Regions from separate parts of the Homo sapiens genome. Here region 2 is linked to region 1. The links are chromatin loops, found by intact Hi-C in ENCODE. Cell type or tissue: GM12878. All regions are shown on one strand. Links, peaks and the distances in the headings refer to the core of each region. The heading gives the core; the rest is flanking DNA. Region 1 has its middle 290 kb from the start of TLL1. Region 2 has its middle 610 kb from the start of TLL1.

Evidence for each region. A loop is a pair of places that touch in the nucleus more often than their neighbours do. Peaks named below come from ENCODE experiments on the same cell type or tissue, not always from the same donor. Only the 100,000 strongest peaks of a DNase experiment are listed, where the experiment ranks them.
Region 2: it touches region 1 in a loop (2.0-fold over the local background); 3 of 110 quality-filtered maps call a loop at or near these places.

What each region holds. Positions count from the first base shown.
Region 1 is chr4:166,164,269-166,167,204 of GRCh38, forward strand. No RefSeq gene overlaps it. Among named protein-coding and RNA genes, the nearest start is that of TLL1, 290 kb to the left of the region's middle. RefSeq lists an enhancer at 1,569-1,863. In GM12878, for the core only: a CTCF peak has its summit at 1,748 (motif pointing right); a DNase peak (open chromatin) is centred at 1,753.
Region 2 is chr4:166,480,637-166,483,572 of GRCh38, forward strand. No RefSeq gene overlaps it. Among named protein-coding and RNA genes, the nearest start is that of TLL1, 610 kb to the left of the region's middle. In GM12878, for the core only: no CTCF peak of the experiment used is centred there; a DNase peak (open chromatin) is centred at 1,305.

The DNA.
Region 1 (2,936 bases), core at 336-2,835:
AATTGGTGATCACCTTCCAAATGTAATCTGATTCAGAATATAATAGTTATTCTGTTTAATTATCAGATTGTAACCATGGAAGACACATCTAAACTCAAAAAAGAGAAACGTCTGTGAGATCTGAGAATTACCTGTGTTCATTATGAAGAAGTAAATAAAATACAATGATTAAGAAAACATATACAACTTTCCCTACTACAGAGCAACTTCATGTATGTATTTGATTTCAGTACATAGTTCTCATTTGTCATTTTGTTTCTAGCTGCCTCAGTTAGGGTGGAAACTTGACTGTATAACTTTCCAAGGTAGTAGAGCTAAACATGGGGATTTAGGACTGTTTTGGGGGCAGGAAAGGAGAGTTCTGGTTCTCGAGTTTCCCTCTGGCACACTTAATGATATCCAGTGCAGGTATATACCTCAATAAAACCAGAGCCAGAGAAAATAAATGTAGACACGTTGTTCTTGAATCATACTAATTTTCTGTAGATGTCTCTAGGAAAATTTAAAATGGGTGAAATGGAAATCCCTGTATATCCAGACTATGCTTCCTCATGGCCTCATTTAAACGATAACCTGGCCAGTAGCTTCTTTCTGATGCCTTTCCTGAATAGTGACAGCAGACGAAGTTATTCAAATGCCTATTGAAGAGTTCTGGAGTATGCAGGAAAGCGCTGCTGTGGAATAATGCCTAGAAGGCAGGGTAAATTTCCACTTAAGGTCTTTTCCATAGCAAGTATTATTTTTAAGGCAGTGGAATTATTTGATCCTTTGAGGGAATAGAGTTTGCAGCTAGCTGAAGTGAGTAGATGAGTCCTCAGAGTTGGCATTTGTGGGCTGTTGTACTATTTTTTTTATTTTACTTTAGGTTTGGGATACATGTGCAGAACACGCAGGCTTGTTACATAGGTATACATGTGCCATGGTGGTTTGCTGCGCCTATCAACCTGTCATCTAGGTTTTTAGCCCTATAGGTATTAGGTATTTGTCCTAATGCTCTCTCTCCCCTTGCCCCCAACACCCGACAGGCCCAAGTGTGTGATGTTCCCCTCCCTGCGTCCATGTGTTCTGTATGTTTACTGCAGCGCTATTCACAATAGCAAAGACATGGAACCAACCCAAATGCCCATCGACGATAGACTGGATAAGAAAATGTGGCACATGTACACCATGGAATACTATGCAGACATAAAAAAGAATGAGTTCATGTCCTTTGCAGGTACCTGCATGAATCTGGAAGCCATCATTCTCAGCAAACTAACACAGGAACAGAAAACCAAACGCCACATGTTCTCACTCATAAGTGGGAGTCGAACAATGAGAACACATGTTGTACTATTTTAACTTCAGTAGCTTCAGCAGTTGGCATCTCACGGATGCCTACCACTCCAGGGATTTAAAATGAATGCTTATGTCACAATCTCTACCATGTTCTTAGCTTCTCTTTCTATTGTCCCAGTACTAGTTGTCTTCACTTGGTGGGTGCAAAAGTCTGAGCCCACATAAACTGACTATGGACATCTAGTTGCTTTTTTGTCAGCAGTAAACAGTTGTTTCAAACTCTTGTGTTTTTCAAGAATATAAACACTTTGTTAGATGATTCAGAGGTTGTGTCATGAATTGGCGCTGATTATTTTACTTGTCTACAAGGGGGTCTCTGCCTATTCCCTCAATGTGATACATGCTCTTCGTTAGAATGCATGTTTTTAAAGTAAAACACCCTCCCTGTCTTATAACTCATGAACGCTAGATGTCAGTATTGCTCTTTTTCTTCCAAACCAATGCCCTTAGTGAATGATGTCATAGCCTGCTCGGTCTTTCAGCAACGTTGTACACACAGAAAATTGTTCAGCTCAGAGTCTTTTACTGAAATAGTCGGAACCATATACTCTCTGGCTTTCTATGATATGGTTCACGTTGTTTTAAGGAAACATTATCATTTCTCTTCTGCAAAGAGCAGTATTTTTATGAAAAAATTAAAGGTAGAATCAAAATAATAGAAAAAAAATTATATTTGTCAAGGCCTTTTTAATAATAATGGTTTTATAAAATGCAGCTGCCACTAATCACTTTTGGATATAGCTAAATTGCAAACATCTCTGAGATCTTGATGGATGAATAGCAGAAGATATAATACAAGTAATAGCATTCAAGAAGGCAAACTATCAAATATTTTCAAAACTATATATAATTTGTTTATATTGTCTCATTTGAATTATGCATCTTTAAAAAGGTTGTTAGAAAGCAATATTTAAGCATTTTGTTTTTGCCAGGAAAAAAAATCAACAACAGAATATCTTGAGACAAAATCCTCCAAACACCTTTGTATCTAAAGCCACACGGTCATTGTCAGTTGGCAAACTCAGATATTTATATTAGCATATAAAATCTTCTTTAGGGGCTACATGTTACTCAGGGTTTTTACCGTCCACTTGCTTCTTTCAGAAAGTTTCATTTGGCACCCATTCATTCAGTCAGTCTTTATTTCATTCAGCAAATAGTTATTGAATACCTACTCTATGCTCTATGCTATATGGTGTTCTACACCTTGGGGCTACTGAACAAAAACTATATTATCATCTTCATGGAAATTACATTTAAAGGTAGCAGGCAGAGACTGACAAAAAATGATACAAGTAAATATATTATATAATTTCACAAATGTTAAGTTCCATTAAGAAGAACAATGCAGAGCCGGGCTTGGTGGCTCACGCCTGTAATCCCAACACTTTGGGAGGCCGAGGCGAGTGGATCACGAGGTCAGGAGATCGAGATCATCCTGGCTAACATGGCGAAACCCCGTCTTTACTAAAAATACAAAAAATTAGCCAGGCGTGGTGGCACGCGCCTGTAGTCCCAGCTACTCGGGAGGCTGAGACAGGAGAATGGTGTGAACCCAGAGCTTGCAATGAGCCGAGATCGTGCCACTGCACTCCAGC
Region 2 (2,936 bases), core at 266-2,765, 320 kb after region 1:
AATGAGTTCAGCAAGGTTGCAGGATGCAAGCTCAATATACAAAAGCCAATTGTATTTCTATAAATTTGCAATGGGCAATATGAATAGGAAATTAAGAAAACAATTTTTAATAGCATCAAAAAAGTAAAATACTTGGGAATAAATTTAACAAAAGATGTATAAGTCTGTACATTGAAAGCTATAAACTTTCATCAAAAGAAATTAAAGAAGACTTAGAAAGACATCCTGTGTTCATGAATTGAAAGACATAATATTGTTAAGATGTAAAATACTCCCCAAATTGATACATAGGATTAACATATCAAATGTCTGATAAGAATATTATATCCAGAATACAAAATAAATGAATGCAATCCAACAATTAAAACATAATTTTAAAATGTGAAATAATGTGAATTGACATTTATTTAAATCAGATACAAATGACCAATAGGCAAACGCAAAATGTTTAACATCAGTAGTCTGTGTGATCTGAGACACCAAAACAAATACCCCTTTATCAACTAATATGGACTCTAAGGTTAAGGAAACAAAAGTTACCAGGGTTCAGAGATGAGCTGGCATGGCAACTTCCTAAGTCTCTATGACTACAAGTAAAACCACACTCTTGCTAACCAATAGGATCTATCAGGCAAATTGTCAGACCCTTCCTAACTCTGATTTACAACCCAGACCACTACAGCGCTGAACAGAGGACTGGTCTCAGGCTGTTTTCTGATAAGCTGCTGCAGACCTTAAGCCAGTTTCAGCCAACTTGTAGAAACTTCACACAAACTGCCTTTGTGTTCTATAGTTCATCTTTTGATGTAAAGAGCCAAATTCCACCTCATTTTAATGCTAAAGCCTGCCCCAAGGAGAACATGGGATATATGTTAGGTACATGTTTCCCCATTGCACAAACACTCCACTTCTCTTTTAAATACGTACAGCTTTTCACCCAAACCCGCTAAATAGTATCACTTTTTTGCGTAATTCAGATCTTGTGAGGCATAAAAACCCACCTGGCTTTTTTCTCTTTGAAGATAACATCTTTGGTACATGCTAGAGACTGTCTCTTCTCTGTTTACAAACTGATATTGCCAGTAAAACTCTTCTTTCTACTATTTTGCCATACTGGTGGTCTTTTGGATGACAAGTCATTAGGAGAATTCAGATGAAAGCCACAATAACATATCACTTACACACACTGGGATGACTAAAAATAAAAAAAAACAGACATAACCTGTATTGATGAGTTTGTGGAGAAATCAGAATACACATATATTACTTGTGAAAGTATGAAATGGTGCAGCCACTTTGAAAAACAGCTTGTCAGTTCCTCAAAATGTTGAATATAGATTTACCACCATATGACCCAGCAATTACTCATCTAACCATATAAACAACAAAACTGAAAACATACCTCCATATTAGATCATATATAGCAAGTTTTATATCTGTGAGTTGGCCTGTAGGTTTATGTAGCAGCATCATTTTAATAGCTAAAAATTGAAAACAACCCAAAAATGTGTCAAATGGTGAAAGTATAAACAAAAGGTGATATATCCATAGCATAGAATATTGTTCAGTTAGTAAAAGAAGTGTAGTGACATAGAGCAGAGCACAAACGAACCTTGAAATCATGATGCTAAGTGAAAGAAAGCATTCATAAAAAGCCACATATTGTACAATTTCATTTATATAAAGTACTCAGAATAATTAAATCTAAAAGATAGAAAGTAGTTTAGTGGTTGCCAGAGGCTGGGAGAAGGGGAGAATGAAGAGTGATTACTAATCTTACAAGGTTTTTTTTGAAATGGTAAAATGTTTTAAAATTAGATAGTTGTGATAGCTGTGCAATGTTGTGAATATACTGAAAAGCACCAAATTGTACATCTTAAAAAGGTAAATTTTATGGTATGTGAATTACATGTCAATAAAGGTGTTATATAAAGTCTATAATAAATATTTGGCTTTTAGTATGTTTAAATTATCAAGTTGATGAATTATATACATATATTCTCAGGATGTTGAATGCACTGTCTAGTATATTTTTATTTTTAATATATTTTTGAATACCGAATTATAAATATATTTAGAATCCTATGAATATGTAAAACAAGTCTCTAAGGTAAGATAAATTCAGGGTAATACTGAGAAATAAAAATATATATCATAATTTAGAAAAAAGAAAATATGCTGGAATACAAGCATTTAGCCAGTTTAGAAACATTTTGTTCTGACGCTTGATTACATAATCATATCTATGTAGCTCTTTTTTCTAAAGGAAATTGTCCAATTGTGTGCATAACTCTTATCTGTAATACAAATATTTCCTTGTTTAACAAGAAATAACCTTGGTGAATATCTGTTACCACTGAGGTTGGTCAACTGTCACTCTCCTCCTTATGCCCACTTGCAACATCTGTCACATAGACATAATGCACACAAATGCTTGGTATTTTTCAATTTTAAAAATTATTTGATGCTTTTTCCTTGCAAATATATATAATTAAAAATTTACCTCAATTATAATATACCCTATATTGCTTTCCTGAGCCTATGTAGTTTATTTAGCTCCCCCTAATTTGTTAGTTCATTTATTTAAGAATTTGGCATCTATTAATTGTTAATTCTATGTCAGGCAAAAGCAATATCAACGTGGATAAGACATATTTCTTGTCTTTAAGGAGCTCAGATTGCAGCAGGTAGACAGGTAGCCAATGTGCGGAATGTGAAGTGAGATCTACCCCAATATATTGTACATTAGAAAACAGGAAAACTCATGTGATTTTACCTGTCTATAAAAATCTCCTGAGGATGTATTAGAAAACTCATGGCTGAAATTTATTGTATGTTCAAAATTATGATCAAAGTGAATGGGTAATAGATTTTTTTTTATGGACAAACTTTGTAATTTAATTAGCTTAACCTTGAGTCAGCTTTTGGCCGGGCAC